Regions from separate parts of the Homo sapiens genome. Here regions 1, 3, 4, 5 and 6 are each linked to region 2. A link is a contact called in ENCODE Hi-C or POLR2A ChIA-PET data. All regions are on one chromosome and are shown on one strand. The core of a region is the stretch at or near the end of the contact, and the rest is flanking DNA. Distances in the headings are between cores, read along the strand shown. Region 1 holds the start of ARSA (arylsulfatase A). Region 2 holds the start of PIM3 (Pim-3 proto-oncogene, serine/threonine kinase). Region 3 holds the start of SCO2 (synthesis of cytochrome C oxidase 2). Region 4 holds the start of NCAPH2 (non-SMC condensin II complex subunit H2). Region 5 holds the start of KLHDC7B (kelch domain containing 7B). Region 6 holds the start of SBF1 (SET binding factor 1).

Evidence for each region. A loop is a pair of places that touch in the nucleus more often than their neighbours do. ChIA-PET counts read pairs that join two places held with the same protein, here RNA polymerase II (POLR2A). Pooled maps may share reads with other maps.
Region 1: a loop to region 2 is called in a pooled map, with 6 times the contacts of the local background. The contact joins the promoter of ARSA here to the promoter of PIM3 in region 2. A Hi-C loop is called at or near these places in 1 of 168 maps with a recorded cell type or tissue (CD8-positive, alpha-beta T cell), 1 of 37 single-sample maps with no recorded cell type and 9 of 50 pooled maps. POLR2A ChIA-PET finds 5 or more read pairs at or near these places in 2 of 52 experiments (CD4-positive, alpha-beta T cell and activated B cell).
Region 3: a map of CD8-positive, alpha-beta T cell shows a loop between it and region 2 (3-fold over the local background). The contact joins the promoter of SCO2 here to the promoter of PIM3 in region 2. A Hi-C loop is called at or near these places in 3 of 168 maps with a recorded cell type or tissue (CD8-positive, alpha-beta T cell, GM12878 and naive thymus-derived CD4-positive, alpha-beta T cell), 12 of 37 single-sample maps with no recorded cell type and 14 of 50 pooled maps. POLR2A ChIA-PET finds 5 or more read pairs at or near these places in 2 of 52 experiments (activated B cell and activated T-cell).
Region 4: a loop to region 2 is called in a map of ascending aorta, with 2.4 times the contacts of the local background. The contact joins the promoter of NCAPH2 here to the promoter of PIM3 in region 2. A Hi-C loop is called at or near these places in 1 of 168 maps with a recorded cell type or tissue (ascending aorta), 1 of 37 single-sample maps with no recorded cell type and 9 of 50 pooled maps. POLR2A ChIA-PET finds 5 or more read pairs at or near these places in 1 of 52 experiments (OCI-LY7).
Region 5: a pooled map shows a loop between it and region 2 (4-fold over the local background). The contact joins the promoter of KLHDC7B here to the promoter of PIM3 in region 2. A Hi-C loop is called at or near these places in 2 of 168 maps with a recorded cell type or tissue (GM12878 and naive thymus-derived CD4-positive, alpha-beta T cell), 11 of 37 single-sample maps with no recorded cell type and 6 of 50 pooled maps. POLR2A ChIA-PET finds 5 or more read pairs at or near these places in 4 of 52 experiments (T-cell, activated B cell, activated T-cell and 1 more).
Region 6: a pooled map shows a loop between it and region 2 (6-fold over the local background). The contact joins the promoter of SBF1 here to the promoter of PIM3 in region 2. A Hi-C loop is called at or near these places in 1 of 37 single-sample maps with no recorded cell type and 7 of 50 pooled maps. POLR2A ChIA-PET finds 5 or more read pairs at or near these places in 2 of 52 experiments (PC-9 and Panc1).

Annotation. Positions count from the first base shown.
Region 1 is chr22:50,626,902-50,629,601 of GRCh38, forward strand. It overlaps ARSA (arylsulfatase A), which reads right to left and starts at 1,251. Exons shown (of 8, transcript NM_000487.6): 1 at 655-1,251; 2 at 265-505; 3 at 1-151. The coding sequence starts at 878. RefSeq lists an enhancer at 1-211 and a silencer at 1,146-1,335.
Region 2 is chr22:49,959,343-49,962,042 of GRCh38, forward strand. PIM3 (Pim-3 proto-oncogene, serine/threonine kinase) reads left to right here and starts at 1,430. Exons shown (of 6, transcript NM_001001852.4): 1 at 1,430-1,690; 2 at 1,783-1,892; 3 at 1,976-2,026; 4 at 2,100-2,469. The coding sequence starts at 1,606. RefSeq lists silencers at 403-462, 603-882, 923-1,562, 1,613-1,762, 1,903-1,952 and 1 more.
Region 3 is chr22:50,524,348-50,527,047 of GRCh38, forward strand. It overlaps SCO2 (synthesis of cytochrome C oxidase 2), which reads right to left and starts at 1,251. Exons shown (of 2, transcript NM_005138.3): 1 at 1,125-1,251; 2 at 1-77. The coding sequence starts at 64. It overlaps NCAPH2 (non-SMC condensin II complex subunit H2), which reads left to right. Exons shown (of 20, transcript NM_152299.4): 20 at 1-433. TYMP (thymidine phosphorylase) reads right to left here. Exons shown (of 10, transcript NM_001953.5): 7 at 2,229-2,391; 8 at 1,899-2,129; 9 at 1,654-1,794; 10 at 1,405-1,571. The coding sequence ends at 1,423. RefSeq lists silencers at 923-1,222, 1,433-2,262 and enhancers at 2,353-2,652, 2,461-2,700.
Region 4 is chr22:50,506,892-50,509,591 of GRCh38, forward strand. NCAPH2 (non-SMC condensin II complex subunit H2) reads left to right here and starts at 1,333. Exons shown (of 20, transcript NM_152299.4): 1 at 1,333-1,554. The coding sequence starts at 1,447. It overlaps LMF2 (lipase maturation factor 2), which reads right to left and starts at 811. Exons shown (of 14, transcript NM_033200.3): 1 at 691-811; 2 at 1-144. The coding sequence starts at 784. RefSeq lists an enhancer at 542-591 and silencers at 812-911, 1,582-1,871.
Region 5 is chr22:50,544,642-50,547,341 of GRCh38, forward strand. It overlaps KLHDC7B (kelch domain containing 7B), which reads left to right and starts at 1,258. Exons shown (of 1, transcript NM_138433.5): 1 at 1,258-2,700. The coding sequence starts at 1,603. It overlaps KLHDC7B-DT (KLHDC7B divergent transcript), which reads right to left. Exons shown (of 4, transcript NR_199716.1): 2 at 1,733-1,827; 3 at 146-754.
Region 6 is chr22:50,473,703-50,476,402 of GRCh38, forward strand. SBF1 (SET binding factor 1) reads right to left here and starts at 1,333. Exons shown (of 41, transcript NM_002972.4): 1 at 1,084-1,333. The coding sequence starts at 1,138. RefSeq lists enhancers at 1-675, 1,586-2,495 and silencers at 695-824, 1,245-1,704, 1,285-1,489.

The DNA.
Region 1 (2,700 bases), core at 1-2,500, 670 kb after region 2:
AAGCCATGTAGCGGGCCTCTAGTCCGGGCAGCCAGGGGGGCTGCGCCTCCACGGACAGGTTGGCCAACAGTGGGATGGGGACCAGGCCCTGGTCACAGCCACCGTCGCAAGGAGTGGCCGGCGGGAAGCAGGTCAGGTTCTGGCAGGGGCCCTGAGGCGGGCAGCTGCCGTGAGGGCTGGGCTGGCAGGTGGGGCTGCGGGAGCATCAAGGGCTGGGGGACTTTGGGAGGTGGGAGGGTGGCTGAGGGCCCGGGTGGTTCCTACCTGGTCGTGGGAGTACGGGATGCCTAGAAATCGATGGAAGCCCTGATGGGGGGGCAGGAAGGCCCCCTCAGGCCCCACCCCAAGGTGCCACTTGCCGGCCATTCCTGTGAGGTAGCCTCGGGCAGCCAGGACTTCGGCCACGGTCACCTCCTCCAGGGGCAGGCCCCCCCGGGAGCTGGGCACCAGGACGCCAGGGTACATGCCCATCCGAACCGGGAGCCGGCCGGTCAGGAGGGCGGCCCTGCGGGACAAGTCACAGAGTCCCTGAGACAGACAGAAATGTGGCCTTCCCTAGAGAGAGAGACAGACGTTTTTCCCGCCCCCCTGCAATCCATTGGGAGGAAAGGGATGGAGGGTCGGGGCGGGGAAGAGGCGCGGCCCCCTCTTTACCTAGAGGGTGTGCACAGAGACACAGGCACGTAGAAGTCTGTGAACCGCAGCCCTCCCGCCGCCAGCTGGTCCAGGTTGGGAGTGGTAGAGCTGGGGTGCCCATAGCAGCCCAGGTCCCCATAGCCGAGGTCGTCGGCAAAGATCAGCACGATGTTGGGCGGACGGGCAACGGCCAGGCCAGCAGCCAGGGCCAGGAGGAGGGACCGCGGTGCCCCCATGGACATGGGACCGAGGGGTCTGTCCCAAGAGAGGGAGGGCTACTTGGCTCCAGCAGGCTCTTTCCGATACCGCAGACCCAGGCGCCGCCCTTCCCTGAGACCCCGGACCCAAATACTCCCCGACCCTGACGGCCGCCTCCTGAAGCTCCAGAGGGCCGGGGCCCGACAGTACCGGGAGACCGCGGGCTGGGACGGAACTCCTCCAGGACCAGGGCACCTTCAGATTCTCGAGCGGAGATCTGATCCTCCTCGCCTAGCGGTCCGGGCTCAGGGTCGGGGGCGTAAGTCACTTGGCGCTGACCAGCGGAGTCGGGCCGGGGGGAAGGCGCTAGAGGGAGCCCAGGAGGAGCCGGTACCGGGCTGCGGGCGCTTCCGCCTCGGCCCCGCCCCGTGACCTGTGACCCTTGCGGGGCGGGGCCGGGGGCGGGGCCGGGGGCGGGGCCGGGGGCGGGCCGGGGCGAGGGGCGTTGCTGCGCGTGCTCGCTCCGAGGCCGCCGTGTGCGCCTGAGGCTGTTGGCTGCGGTCTTGAAACGGGCTCTGGGAGCTTCCTCTGCGCGGTCGGCCCTGGCTGAGGCGTCCCGGGCTGCGCGCGGGGCTCGGCGCTGCGCAGTGTCCGGTGTCCTCTCGGTCCGGAGCTTCTCCAGAGGAGGAGCGGCTCGTGCGCCCCCAGACCTCCGGTACTGGGAGACTCGGGCCCTCCTGTAAGAGACCTGAGCGCGGAGCGTTATGGGCACCCGGTGAATGAGCAAATGGCAGGGAAAACCGTGCAGCCCCATGGACTGCGGGCTCTTCCTTCACGACTAGCAAAAGCTTTGACACCCTTTCTCCTGCGTACGCGTGTCTGTGTGCGTGTAAGCTGTGGCTGGGTGCGGGGGGCTGTGTACGTGTCTGTGTGTGGTGTGTGTGGAGTGTTTGAGGCAGGTGTGTGGTGTTTCAGGTGTGTGTGCATGTGTGGTGTTTGAGGTGTGTGTGTGTGTTTTTGTAGTGTTTGAGGGATATGTGTGTGTGGTGTTTGAGGTGGGTGTGTGGTGTTTGAGGGGTGTGTGTGTGTGGTTGAGGGGTGTGTTTGGTGTTTGAGGGGTGTGTGTGGTTGAGGTGTATGGTGGTTGAGGTGTGTGTAGTGTTTGAGGCACGTATGTGTGTGGTGTTGGGTGTGTGTGGTGTTAGAGGTGTGGCGTATGTGTGTTTGCGGTGGTTGAGGTGTGTGTGTGTGTCTGGTGTTTAGGGTGTGTCTGTTGTGTGCGTGTGGTGGTGGAGGCGTGGTGTGGTGTGGAATGTGTGTCTGGGGTCCAGTCTGGCCTGTTGCAGGGTTACGCTGCTGGGGAAAAACTCATCTGAGGACAACGTGATTGGGTCCTCGCTCCCTCGTTGGGCAGCCTTGGACTTAACCTTTTTGATCTTGAAGGAAAACACAATATGTCACCTCCAAATATATTTCCTTGACACGGTTCAAGACAGTTACTCAGAAGGACTGGAAATAGAAGAATAGCTGAAAAGCTGTCTTTTGTGGGGGAGATTTGCATCTGTGGAGAGAATCTACACTGATGCGGCCAGGCCTCCTCTGAGGCCCTCCTTGCCTGATCTGGGAAGAGTAACAGTCTGACGCCTTTAAAGGCCTGAAGGGAACATTCACCATCTGTTCTCTCTCAGGGCTGCTACCTGTGAGGTTTCATCTGTAGAACAAGGCCACCTTTGCTAGCCAGGCCTCCTCTGCTCTCCCTCCTGTAACCGGTCTTGCCACTGGTCACCTGATTTTCCACCATAAACTGTGGCCATACTTTGAGCCCATGTTCTTTCTGTAACCTCAAGATGGTATATAAGCTTCCGA
Region 2 (2,700 bases), core at 180-2,679:
GGGCCCAGGCAGCGGGCGACGAAGCGAGCCCCAGAGGGCGCCCAGATGGCAGGTGGGCCTGGGCCAGTCCCGAGAGCCACAGCCTCAGAAGAGCTGAACAGGGGAGTGGTGTGTGAGTGGTCAGCGCAGGGACAGCGATGGTGACTGTATAGAGATGAGAGGTCAGACTTAGGGGAGGCTGGAAGCTCCGAGGCAAGTGTGTGTGCGCGCTGACGGTCACACCAGACCGCCCGGGGATGTCTGCCACAATATTTAGACCCCTGAGGGCCACTGAGAACGCCTGGCAGTGCCAAGAGGACCAGCCCCTGGGCCCTCTGGCCCCCAACTCTCAACCCACTAGCCCTGGGGCTGGCGGGTGGCCACTCACGTCCTGGAACCCTGAGCTGCTCTCAGGCCGGTGACTTTGGACCAATGTTGGCAATCTGTGGGTTTGCACCAAACCACACAGGTGAGTCAGACTTCTGTACAGAGAGCAGGGAAGGGGCACGACAGGGTGAAGTCCAGACCAGGGCAATGTGTACCCCGGCTGTTCAGCCTTTGAGTGCGGCTGTCGCAGCAATCAAGGTGGGCTCCCTGGTGGAGGTGGACAGCAGCTGCTGGAGAGCCCGGAGGGCAGCCAGGACCGTGTCAGACGGCAGGAGTCGGGCGGGGCCACTCCAGGCACCGGCCAGCAGGGCAGAGGTACCAGGGAGGGCCCTCGGGCTGCGGGCGTGAGGTCAGAGCCCAGGGTGAGGAGGAAGCATCTCCAGCCAGGTGCGCTCTCGGCCCCCGCCGGGGCTGCGAGGCTGGGGGCGCTGCCGCTGCGAGGGCTTCCAGAGGAGCCGGCGCTACCTCCCCGCGCGCCCGGCCACGTGCGCGACGGGATGCGCAGACAGCCGGGGACGCAGACTGGCGGCGTGTGTCACCTCGAGGCCGCGGGACAAGCGCAGGTCGCCTCCCGCACTCCCACACCCCCAGGAACCCTGCTCGGGGCCGGCGGGTGACCTTCCTAGGCACTGCTGGGGGCGGAGCCAGGAAACGGCTCGCCCCGCCATTGGCTGGGGCGCCGGATTTCTTTAAAAACTCCGGCTTCCATTGGCTCGTGCAGTCCCTCCTCGTTCTGCCCGAGGCGCCACGGCCGCCACCCGCGCGGGCACTGCGCCTGCGCGGAGTGAGAGCGTGAGCGCGGAGAGCGGACCGACGCGACACGCCGTGCGCCTCCGCGGCTGCGCTACGAAAACGAGTCCCGGAGCGGCCCCGCGCCCGCCGCACCCGGCCCTCGCCCGCCCGAAGACAGGCGCCAAGCTGCCCCGCCGTCTCCCCAGCTAGCGCCCGGCCGCCGCCGCCTCGCGGGCCCCGGGCGGAAGGGGGCGGGGTCCCGATTCGCCCCGCCCCCGCGGAGGGATACGCGGCGCCGCGGCCCAAAACCCCCGGGCGAGGCGGCCGGGGCGGGTGAGGCGCTCCGCCTGCTGCGCGTCTACGCGGTCCCCGCGGGCCTTCCGGGCCCACTGCGCCGCGCGGACCGCCTCGGGCTCGGACGGCCGGTGTCCCCGGCGCGCCGCTCGCCCGGATCGGCCGCGGCTTCGGCGCCTGGGGCTCGGGGCTCCGGGGAGGCCGTCGCCCGCGATGCTGCTCTCCAAGTTCGGCTCCCTGGCGCACCTCTGCGGGCCCGGCGGCGTGGACCACCTCCCGGTGAAGATCCTGCAGCCAGGTACGCGCGGGGCCGGCGGGGCCGGGGCCGGGGCCAGGGCGGGGACCGGGGGCGCCCCGGGCCGCACCAACCCCGCCCGCGCCTCCCTGCAGCCAAGGCGGACAAGGAGAGCTTCGAGAAGGCGTACCAGGTGGGCGCCGTGCTGGGTAGCGGCGGCTTCGGCACGGTCTACGCGGGTAGCCGCATCGCCGACGGGCTCCCGGTGAGTCGGACCGCCGGGCGGGCCCGGGTTTCTCGCGCGCCTTGCGCCTCGCTTGGCCCGGCCTGACCCCCGCGTCTCCGCAGGTGGCTGTGAAGCACGTGGTGAAGGAGCGGGTGACCGAGTGGGGCAGCCTGGTAAGTTGGGGCACGGGCGGCGGCGGCGGCGGGGGGCGGGCGCGGGGCTTTTGCTGACCGCCGTGTCCCCCAGGGCGGCGCGACCGTGCCCCTGGAGGTGGTGCTGCTGCGCAAGGTGGGCGCGGCGGGCGGCGCGCGCGGCGTCATCCGCCTGCTGGACTGGTTCGAGCGGCCCGACGGCTTCCTGCTGGTGCTGGAGCGGCCCGAGCCGGCGCAGGACCTCTTCGACTTTATCACGGAGCGCGGCGCCCTGGACGAGCCGCTGGCGCGCCGCTTCTTCGCGCAGGTGCTGGCCGCCGTGCGCCACTGCCACAGCTGCGGGGTCGTGCACCGCGACATTAAGGACGAAAATCTGCTTGTGGACCTGCGCTCCGGAGAGCTCAAGCTCATCGACTTCGGTTCGGGTGCGCTGCTCAAGGACACGGTCTACACCGACTTCGACGGTGAGCGCGGGCGCGGGGCAGGGAACGTTCCGGGGGCCTTGCCGGCGGGTTAACGCCTGCAGGGGCGGCACATGGAGGGGCTGATGACTGTTGGGCGGCCGCGCGCCCTGGGTCTGCTCTCGTGGGGAGCAGAGGCCCACGCGCTACCCTGGGGAGGGCTGAGCGAGGGATCAAGAGCGGGATCGTGCTGGGTGGGGGCTAGGGGCGCGCTCAATATTGCTTCCTCCATCG
Region 3 (2,700 bases), core at 1-2,500, 560 kb after region 2:
GGACCCGAGGCTTGAGCTGAGAGAGCCTGTGCCAAGCTGTGGGGCTCCGAGTCAGCAGCAGCATGGATCTGATGCTCCTGGAAACAAGCACAGGCGTCAGGAGCCAGAAGGGAAGGCCCAGGACAGTGCCTGGGCTGCCCCTGCGACTTGAGACCAGCCACCCATCTGAAGGACCCAGCCCACGTTCAGGCTTAACAGGCATTTGCAGCTGCTCACCTGAGCTCAGAACTCCACCTCCACCAAACATCCACACCTGGGCAACCACACCTGTCACTCCTGTCCTCTACCTGGGATCACCAGCCTGTCACCGCACCCTGCCCTGCACCTGCACCTCAGCAAGGTGAACCTCTTGCTGACGGAAAGCATTCCAAGTGCATGCCTTGCCTGAACTAACCACGTTATCTATTTGCAATAAACCCATTTCTTAAAAGGAGGTGGGTAACTCTCTGGCTTGCAATCCCCGAGAGCAACCGATTCCTCCAACACTTTCCTGTTACCTCCAGCCACTTCAACCAACCGCGGCCTTCCTCCACACTCCCAGCAGAAAACCTGCACGACCTACCCCCGGAGCTCAGACTCTGCCCGCCGGCTGTGTTTAACCTCTCCTGGCAGAGACGCACGACACTTCCACCCGCCACAAAACCCCACCCTCCTCACATCCAGGCTTCCCAGCAGCTCCTCCGGGCTCACAGCCGACGCCCTGCCTTTGCGTTGGTGACCTTTGAGCCTTTCCCACGGGCCCCCGCAGAAGGTTTGCTAGGTGGAGGTCTCAGGACTCCCGGTCACTGCCCCCTCCTGCTGAGGGCACCCTCCCGAGGACTCACTGCACCCCCGCCCGGGCGGTTCTGGGTTTGTGCCCTCCCCAGCAAGGCCAGCGCCCTCGTGGCCAGAAAGGTTCCAGGACCACTCGAAGCGCCGCGCGAGCGCGTTATAACTGTGCTTGGCCGCGAGAACACCGGTGCCTGCTGGGAGCCTCCCACGGGCGCCCCAGCCTCGCTCCGGCCTCCAGCGCGCCCTGGGGTGTGCCCCGCCAGCCCCGCGCAGTAGCCGGAGCTGGGAAACTACCCCGGAGTCCAGCGAGTCCTCAGGGCTACCTCCTCCCCTCCCAGCCCCGGCGTCCGCACCTCGCGGCGGGGCCGCGCGTCAGTGGACCAAGCACGAGAGGAAGCGCCGACCTCCAGCTCCCTGCGCTCTGCCCCGCCGGCTCAGGGAAAGCGGGCGCCACACGCTCACAGGCAGGGCGCAGGCGTCCCCGGAGCTGCGCATGCGCACACGGGCGCAGCCGCTGACAGGCTCTCAGCGCGTGCGCGGAAGGCGGAGCCCGCCGGGGGTCACGTGTTCATCGAGACGGCCCCCGCCTCCGCAGCCCTGGATCCTTCCGCTCCCGCCCAAGCACTGACAAGGTTTCGCGGCAAAGGAGCTTTATTGCTGCGGCGGCAGAACGAGCTCTGCGAAGGGCGAGGGGGCGGCGAATGGCGCGCGGTCGGAGAGTACGAGCGCCTCCTGCAGGGCGCGGCTCTGCGGGCCGCTGAGCGCGGGGCCGTCCCGGTGCACGCGGAGCCAGGGGGTCCCTGCAGAGCGAGGGGCTGTTAGAGGCCGCGCGGCCGGAGCTGGGCGGGGGTGCGGGGCCAGCAGGGCGGGGGCGGCGCTCACCACGGCGCAGCCTCTGACCCACGTCGACCAGCAGCTCTGCGCCCACCCCCAGGCGGAGCGGCTCCCCAGCGCGGCTGCGCCCGGCCCCGAGCTCGTGCAGCACCAGCGCCAGCGGCAGCGCCCGGACCAGCTCCACGGTGCCTGCGGGGAGAGGGGCTGAGAGGCGCGGGCTCGGGAAGGGGCGGGGCCTCGGGAAGGGAAGGGGATGGCGGAGGCGGAAGGACGGGGACTCCCCCGACGCTCACCATCTGCGGGCGCCAGCAGCTCCTCCTGCTCCCGGGCGCGAGGCAGCAGCTGCCGGCGTTCTGCGGGACTTCCCGAGCACAGGGCTCGGGCCAGACCGGGATCCACGCCCTGCGCCGCCAGCATCCGCTCGAAGCGGCCAAGGGCCGAGCCGTCGTCCAGCGCCGCGGCCACCCGGGCAGCGCCCTGGGCCTGAGTCCCCGCGTGTCCGCTGAGCCAGAGCAGGGCGCCCCCTGCGGGCGGGGACGGGTCTTAGGCGCGGCCGGGTCGGGGCGGCCCCAGCGGGAAGCACCCCCCGCCGCCTCCGCTCCCCTACACCCCGTCCCCCTCACCGAGCGTGGTGACCAGGTCCCTTAAGTCTGGCGGGCCTGCGCCGTCCATGCAGAGCAGCGCCTCCTCCACCTCCAGGGCGTGGCCCACGCAGCGACCCAGGGGCTTGTCCATGGCGGTCAGCGCTGCCGCGACCCGAAGCCCTAGGCTGGCTCCCACGCCAACCTGCGGAGAGGAGGCTCAGCGTGGACCCCCCATGGCGGGGCCTTCTGCAGCCGGTTCTTGGTCGAACTCCAGCCCCTGCTGCACCCTGGGTTGCCAGCCCCCCAGCATGAAGTCAGGGAAGGATTGGGGTGGGGAAGAGACACGAGTGAAGTGCGACACCTCGCCATGGGGCCAGGAGGAACTTGTACTTGGTCTGGGGCAGGAACGCCACAGAGGGCTTCCCCAGGTCCAGGCCGGGCCAGCCTTGACCTCTAAAGTCACAGCAGGTTAGGAAGCCGTGAAGGAGGGAGGGACTTCGGGCAGAAGAGG
Region 4 (2,700 bases), core at 83-2,582, 550 kb after region 2:
GCTCCAGGCCCTGGGCCGTGTCCAGCCCCAGTCTCGGCGCTTCCCACAGCAGCGTCGGGGTCTCCCACAGCTGCTGCCAGCGCCCCTTGCCCTGAGGCCGCAGCGTCCTCCTTGCAGGTAGGATGCCCTCGGGGCCATACAGGCCTGTGGGAGGGCATGTCATGGCCAGGCCCTGGACAGCCCTTGCAGACTAGACTACCTCTGAGTCAGGGCCTGCAGATCCCCCAGCCTAGGTCAGAGCATGCGGATACCTCCATCCCTAGGTCAGAGTCTGCAGTCCCTCCAGAGCCCGTCCCCCAGGTCGGGACCTGTCAAAACCCCGTCCCAGGGCTAGAGGCCTGCTCAACTACCTGAGTCAGGGCCTCCCACCCAGCAGAGCCCACTGCCCTCTTCCAGGTCTCAGCCCGATCTCCTACCTGTCCCACCAGGTCTGGGAGGAAGCCTCTCTCCCACCTCTCTCAGAGTTCTGTCCCCCACCCCAGGTCAGAGTCCAGAGCCTTACGGGAAATGGATCACCGCACACCTTCCTACCCCCACAGCGGCCTGCAGGACACGAACCGCCGCCCCCTACCCCACGCCAAGGCCTGGCCCTCACTCCCAACCCCGGACTGCGTGAGTGCCGGGCACAGAGAAAAGAGGACATAGGGTCCCGCGCCGAGGCTGGGGGTGTCCCACCCTGGGTGCCTTCACCTGGGATTTGCGTGTAGAGGGAAGCGAAAGCAAACATGAAGACGGCCGCCACGCCCTGGAGGAAGAGCTGCCGCGGGAGCCGGGAGCCCGCCATGTCCGCTACGCGGCCCGCTAGAGCAGGGCCCGCCCTCCGCGTCCGCCCGCCCGCGGCAGCCCCAGGCCCCGCCTCCTCACCGCCCCGCCCGCCCAATCCGTGGCAGCCCCAAGCCCCGCCTCCTCGGCCCGCCCGCCCGCCCGCGGCAGTCCCAGGCCCCGCCTCCTCACCGCCCCGCCCGCCCAACCCGTGGCAGCCCCAAGCCCCGCCTCCTCGGCCCGTCCGCCCGCCCGCGGCTGCCCCAGGCCCCGCCTCCTCACCGCCCCGCCCCCCCAACCCGTGGCAGCCCCCAAGCCCCGCCTCCTCGGCCCGCTCGCCCGCGGCAGCTCCAGGCCCCGCCCCACCCCGCCCCGCCCGACCCACGGCGGCCCCAAAAGCCCTCCCGTCCAAACTGGTGGCAGCCCAAAGCTCCGCCCACCCCCCCCTCCCGGAGGCTTCGACCCCGCCCCGCGACTCTTCCGGTGAGCTCCCGCTGCGCGGCGCCGGGGTTCGCCTCTCTGGCTTTTGCCCACGTTACGTCATAGACATGCGCGCGACGCCGCGCCTACGCATTTTCCTGGGCGGGAACAGCAAAATGGCGCCAGAACTAGTGGCGGGCTGAGGACGCCGTACCCCTCGGAAGGCAGCCCTGCGGTCCCTTTGCCGCCCGTTCCCTCCCGGACATGGAGGACGTGGAGGCGCGCTTCGCCCACCTCTTGCAGCCCATCCGCGACCTCACCAAGAACTGGGAGGTGGACGTGGCGGCCCAGCTGGGCGAGTATCTGGAGGAGGTAAGGGCGGCGGGGGAGTGACGCGGGGTGGGCCGGCGGGTGGGGCTGCGGGGCGGGGGCTCCGGGCCCGGGGCTGTGGGCGCCCCACCGTCTCCACGCCTATGGCTATCTGGCGCTCTGGCCGCGCAGGTCCTCGGGCTCCCTGCTTCTTTTCAAACTCCATCTCTGCCTCCCCAAATCATCCCTTGTTGGATTAGCGTGGACCTGTCATTGCAGGTTTCTACCCGTCAGCGAGCCGTGAATGATTGAGTGGGTGGTGACCAGCCGTTTCTCTAACGTAGTGGAATAGACTAGAAAGCATTATTGCTTTTATTGCAGTTATTGCGAGCATGCTTGTGTGTTTGAGAGGTCTGGATCACGATGTCAGAGGAATTTTTTATCTTGGATTTTCAAACCAATTTCAAGCTATTGCCATGCTCTATCCTGTTAGCGATTAGTGTTTCTTCCATGTTTGACAGCCCTGTCTAGACCTGTGTTAAGCTGTCTGCTCCATATTTGCGCTTCATTTTTACTCCTCAGCCCAGCTCAGTCTGGCGTCCACGACACTTAAATGTTTCTTGTCTTGATCAGCAGTGATCTCCATTCTACCAAATCCAAGGGACATAAGTCAGCATTTGTTGGACTGGCCACTCCTTTCTTTTTGAAACATGGTGGTAGGATTTTTTTTCCCTATTTCATTGCCTGATTTTTCTTTTCTATCCAGTCTCTAAGTGTTGAGTTCCTCAGGATGGGGCCTAGGTCATCTTCTGATGCATTTACCCTGAAGTGTCATTTATTTCTATGATTTTAAATATTGCCTGTATTAGGACAACTACCAGATCTGCAGCTCCATCCTAGATCTTTCCTCCAAATCTACTTTACATATCCAGCTGCTCTCTTGACATCTAGTGGGTGTCACGCAAACATCTCATTTAACATATTTAAAGTGGAACTCTTCATTTTTCTGCTTAAACCCCAGCTTTTCCCATCTCGGAAAATGACACCGCTGTTCAACCAAAAGCAAAAGCTAAATGTGGCTATAGTGAAGCCCCATGCTTAACACTCAGTTCATCCATGAATTCCATCAGTTATACCACCGGAATATCACTTGAATTCATCTGTTGTCCATTTTATTTGGTCTAGGCCACCATTGTCTCTGGCCTGGAT
Region 5 (2,700 bases), core at 8-2,507, 590 kb after region 2:
AGGCAGAGCCTGAGACTGGGACAGAGAATAAGGGCACGGTCTAGAAAGCCTTCCCTCAACTTGAGGTCCACCTTAAGGCATGGGGCCCACCCTCACCCTCTCCCTGTCATCTAATAGTCCCAGGGGGAGCTGGGAGGTGAGTTACCTGAGGCTCAGTAGGGTTCAGGCTGGGTGCCAGGGACACTCCTAGGCCATCTCCTTGCTGCTTGAGTAAGGGAGAAATCCCCAGGCCTGCTGTGTCCCAGAGGAAGGAAAAATACACACGGTACTTTCCAGGGAGCCCTGCCTTTGTCCCAGGGACTCCAGGCTCTTTTTCTTGTCTGAGCCTCACCTGGCACCTGGCCCGAGACACTCCTGAGATGGGATTAAGCAAGGAGCAGGTGGAGGAGCCCAGGCTTCTCCCTCAGGAAGCAAGTGCTCACATCCAACAGAAGTACCTACATGCCGGCCTGAGCCAGGGCTAGGAGGTACCAGCCAGGATGTGGTCTCGAGGGCGAGTCCTCAGCTCAGATAAGGGAAGGCTGAGGACTGAGATGAAGACACCCAGAGTCTGGCTATTAGAGCACCTGGGGCCAGAGGGGGGTGGTTTCTAAGGGATCCAGGTGCTGGCTGATGCGGTAACTGGAGTAGGGGGCAGGCTGGGCTCAGGGTTCTCCAGGGGCACAGTGAGAGTCTCATCTGGGCAGTCAAGACACTCTCGATGGGCGCAGGGGGTCCAGGAGATCCTAGAAGGTCTAGGTGGGCTGAAATAAGCCTGGCCATAAAGAGAGAAATATGTTTGGATTTTATTTATCCCATTAATTTTTTTTTTCTCTTGACTTGATAACCCTATCCCATGTCTGGTAAACCCAGAGTAAGGAGTCCAAAAGCTGCTGGAGGAGGAGCTATGGGAGCCTCAGTCTCCTCTCTATGCCCCCTCCCTGTGCCCCAGTACAAACCTCCACAGCACCCCTGCAATGATAATGCTCACTGCCAGGACCCGTGTCCAGGGTCTCCCTCTTCAGCCTGAGAGACCACCGTCAGGCACAGCCTGCACCCTCCCGTGCACGGCCCCCACCCCTCCCCTGCTGGCCCACAGTGGAATCAGCCTCTCCGGTTTCTGGTGATTTCATCAGGGCCACATCACATTGCTAGAGCTAGAGATAACATCTCCCTGTGGGTAACCCTTCCCTGCCAAGCCCCCTGAAGCTGGGCCCAGGCTGAGAGGAGGGACTGTGGGGTGTGGAATAAATTTAGGGGTGTGAGGGTCTACCAGGCAGAAGCAGGTTGGCTGTGATGACAGCACAGAGCTCAGGAACGCTGCCTGAGGACCCTGGGGCCTACGAGGAGGAGAAGAGGGCAGGAGCTGGTGGGGTGCTTGCAGAGACCCTGGGCTCCTATCCTGCCATAAGCCTCGCTGTCTCCTGATATCTGCAGCCAGGCCCTACTGACACCCCCAGGCCTGAGTGCAAGCAGAGACCCCACCATTCCCAGGCCCTGGAGGACTGGTCCACCTTAACTGGGCAGCCCTTGGGGCAGGCGCTGGCCGGTGCCTCAGCCCAGGCCTCTGTGCTCTGCATGCACTGCCAGCCTGCCATCAGGCCTCTATTGCAGCCCTGAACCATGATCCAGGGCACCTTGGAGCCAGATGGTCCCCTCTGGGGCTGGGACTGGGACAGTGACAATGACTGGGATAGTGCTGTGCTGGCCCTCCTGGCGCTGGCTGTGGTGGCTGCCACAGCGCTGGCCTTACACTGGTTTGGCTCCGGGCACGATCAAGAGGCGGCAGAACCGGTGTCCACAGCCCTCGGGGCTCAACCTCATCAGGCAGGAGGAGCTGAGCTGGCCCTGCAACCGAAGTCTAAGGTCAGTGATGGCAGCGAGGGGCAGAGCCCAGGGCAGGGGAAACCAGAGCCCCCAGGACGCGGCCAGCAGAGCCCTGTCCCTGCTGCAGCGCCGGGCGGGGGCCTGGCCGCCATGGCCCGGCTTCCACTCAAGACGGCTGTCGAGGAGGCCCGCAGAGAGGCATTAGGACAGCAACGGGGCAGTGCCACCCCCGCGGCCCCCCGAGCGGAAGGAAAGGAGCCTCCCAGGCCAGGCACTGCCCTCCTGGGCAGGAGCGAAGCAGGGGGGATGTCCGCCCCCCTCCTGATCCACTTCACTCCTCGGAGCCCTGGCAGCGAAGCGGAGGCGGAGACAGGTGGTGTCAGGGCGTCCTCTCGCCAGGCCGCAGGCCCCGCGGGGCAACAGGACACTGGCCCCTGGCAGGCGGGCGCGGGGCCCTCGGGCTCGATGGGGAGAGGCCGGGGCCGGCGGCGGCGGATGGACGCTGGCTCGGGAGACAGAGCCCGCCGCCCCCGGAAACTGGACCCGCTCCGCCTGGGCGCCGCGGGGAGCGTGTGGGACGCGGTGGACGGGGCCGCCGCCCTGGACGCCCACGCGCGCGGCCTCCCCACAGGACCCCCACTCGCCCAGGAGCCCGCACTCCCGGCGCTGCCCGCTCCCCGCGCCCTGCAGCCTGGGTCTCAGACGGAAGGCTCTGGGGCCAAGGGTGGCTGGAGCAGGGAGGCCTCGGGGGTCCCTGCCCCCGGAGGAGGCTGGCCCTGGGTCAGCAGGGAGGTCCCGGGCACCCGGAGCTTTGGCCCAGCCCCAGACTCCACGCGCCCCTGGCTAGAGAGTCCGCCTCAAGGTCGCCCACTCTCGTCCCAAGGGCCGGGTGCC
Region 6 (2,700 bases), core at 83-2,582, 510 kb after region 2:
AAAAACAGGGTAACTGGGAAGGCAAGCTCAATCCCACCTCCAGGCTCAAGATCCAGCCCCTGCCTGACCACACAGCCATCCCCACACACTGCCAGTCTGCAGCTGGGATCTGACAGCCTGAGTGCCAGTCCCAGCCTCTCTGAGCCGGCTCAGGCCAGGCAGTCAGCTTATCCGCGCCTAACTTCTCTACAGATGGGGGCAACACCAGGGCAACCCCGGTGGGCTGCTGGGAGGAAGAGGTGAGATCATGTACACAAAGGGCTGTGCGGGGCCTGGCACACCAAGCACGCTCGCCAACGCTGCTGTCTCCAGGCTGTTGCTGATGTCATCGTCAGGCTCCGTTTTCTCCTACCTCCTGGGCTGAAGAGCTCTCAGACACGGGCGCTGACCCCACACACAGACCTCCTGGGCATGGGCACCGACCGCCACGCTGATACCCCACCCAGGGCTTGGCGTGCAGGGCCTGGACCGTCAGGCGAGTCGCCAGGAATGCTCTTCTCTCTACTCTCGACGCTTCCTCCTCAAATCCTCCCAGTTTCAAATCAAACACCGCTTCTCCATGCACCAAACCCGAACTCCACCCCCTCTTTGCACCCCGCCAAGACCGCCGGGGGCTTCAGACGGAGCACCAAGGTCAGAGGCGGGCTGGCGAGCCGCGGGTCCGCGCCCCTGGAGCCACTAGAGCCACAGCCGCCCGCAGCTGGCCAAGGAGAGAGCCCGTCCCACCCCAAGGAGGCCGGGCAGGCCGGGCCCAGCCTTCTCTCCCTGCCGCCACCAGGCCCGCGCGGCCACGCCGCCCCCAGCGGACGCCCATTCTCCCCACGGGCTGTCCGGTCGGCCCTGGCCTTCAGTCCCCGCCCGGCCCCCGGCCCCGGCCCTCAGTCCTCGGCTCCCCCGACCCCGGCCCTCAGCGCCCAGCCCCCGGTCCTCGGCCCTCAGCGCCCGGCCCTCAGTCCTCGGCCTCCCGACCCAGCCCCCAGCCCTCGGCCCCCAGCCCCCGGCCCTCGACCCTCAGACCCAGCCCCTGGCCCTCAGCACTCGACCCTCGGCCCCCGGCCCTCAGCGCTTGGCCTCGGCACTCACCGCGCGGGTGCGGCCCGAACGCCACCAGCACGAAGTAGTCCGCGAGCCGCGCCATGGCGAGGGACGCGGGGCGGCCCGAGGGGCGCGGGCGGGCTCCGCGGCTCGGGGACTCGAGGACGGCGCGCTCATGGCCCGGCCCCGGCCCTGGACCGCGCACCCCGGACACCCCTGGTTCGCTCCGCGGCGGCGGCGGCGGCGGCGGCGGCGGCCCAGGTTCCCGCCGCCATCTTCCCAGCCAGCCGGCCCGCCCGGGCGCGCCGTGCGCCTGCGCGCTGTCGTCAAGCCCTGAGCGGGCGGGGCCTGCAACCGCGCATCTCCATTGGTCCAGAGGGTGGGAGGGCGGCTCCCGAGAGCAGCGCCCCGCCCATCGCTGACCACTCTGGGGCCCGAGCACCGCCCCTCGGGCCGGGCACCTGGACTACGGCTCCGGCGGGTCTGACGCCCTGACCCGGGTCGGCTGTGGTGTCGGCGGGAGGCATGGGCCAGGACCACAGCTGCCCTCGCCGTTGGGACTCCCCGCACAGGAGCCCGAACCCCACCCCTGGGCCGTCCCAATCTGGGGATCGGGTCCCCAGACTCCTCGTCCCCCGCCCCTCTCTGTCCAGCGGGAGAAAGGCGGGAGAAGCCTAGGCGCTGCCTACCGGGCCCCCCAAACTAGAAGTCAGAGGAGGCGCAGGGCCATCACCTCAGGGGCTGCCAGCCTGGCGATGGGGAACAGAGAGAGAATTCAGGCCCTGCCCTTGGGGTCCCAGGCTGAAGAGCCCCCATCTAGGCCAAGTGAGACATTTAACACAGCTTAAAAACGGCACGCTCATGTCCCCCTGTAAAGAGCAAATGTTCTAAGCGTGTGAGGCACATGAGGCCACGGAGCAGGGGGCTCTGGGAAAGCTGCATCCCCCAGGATCCCTGACAGTGCCCACCCCTCTCAAGGGCAGGGCTGGCCAGGGCCACCCCTGAAGTGGCTCAGGGATGAGCATGAGCCCAGAGCAGAACATGCTGGGAGAGAAGGTGCAGGAGCCAGCCTGGTGCAGCAGGGAAACCCCTCTGAGCACAGCAGGCCAAGGTCTGTTTTTTGTTATGTTTTGTTTTGTTTTTGAGGCAGAGTCTCAATCCGTCACCCAGGCTGAAGTGCAGTGACACCATCTTGGCTCACTGGAACGTCCGTCTCCTGGGTTCAAGCAATTCTCCCGCCTCAGCTTCCCGCGTAGCTGGGATTACAGGTGTGCACCACCATGCCCGGCTAATTTTTGTATTTTAGTAGAGAGGGGGTTTCACCATGTTGGCCAGGCTGGTCTTGAACTCCTGACCTCAGGCCATCCACCCACCATGGCGTCCCAAAGTGCTGGGATTACAGGCATGAGCCACCGCCCCCAGCCCGAAGGTCTGTTTTTTGTTTTTTGTTTGTTTTTGTTTGTTTGTTTTGAGACAGAGTCTCGCTCTGTCGCCCAGGCTGGAGTACAGTGGCGTGATCTTGGCTCACTGCAAACTCCGCCTCCCAGGTTCACATCATTCTCCTGCCTCAGCCTCCCGAGTAGCTGGGACTACAAGCACCTGCCACCACGCCCAGCTAATTTTTTGTATTTTTAGTAGCGACAGGGTTTCACTGTGTTAGCCAGG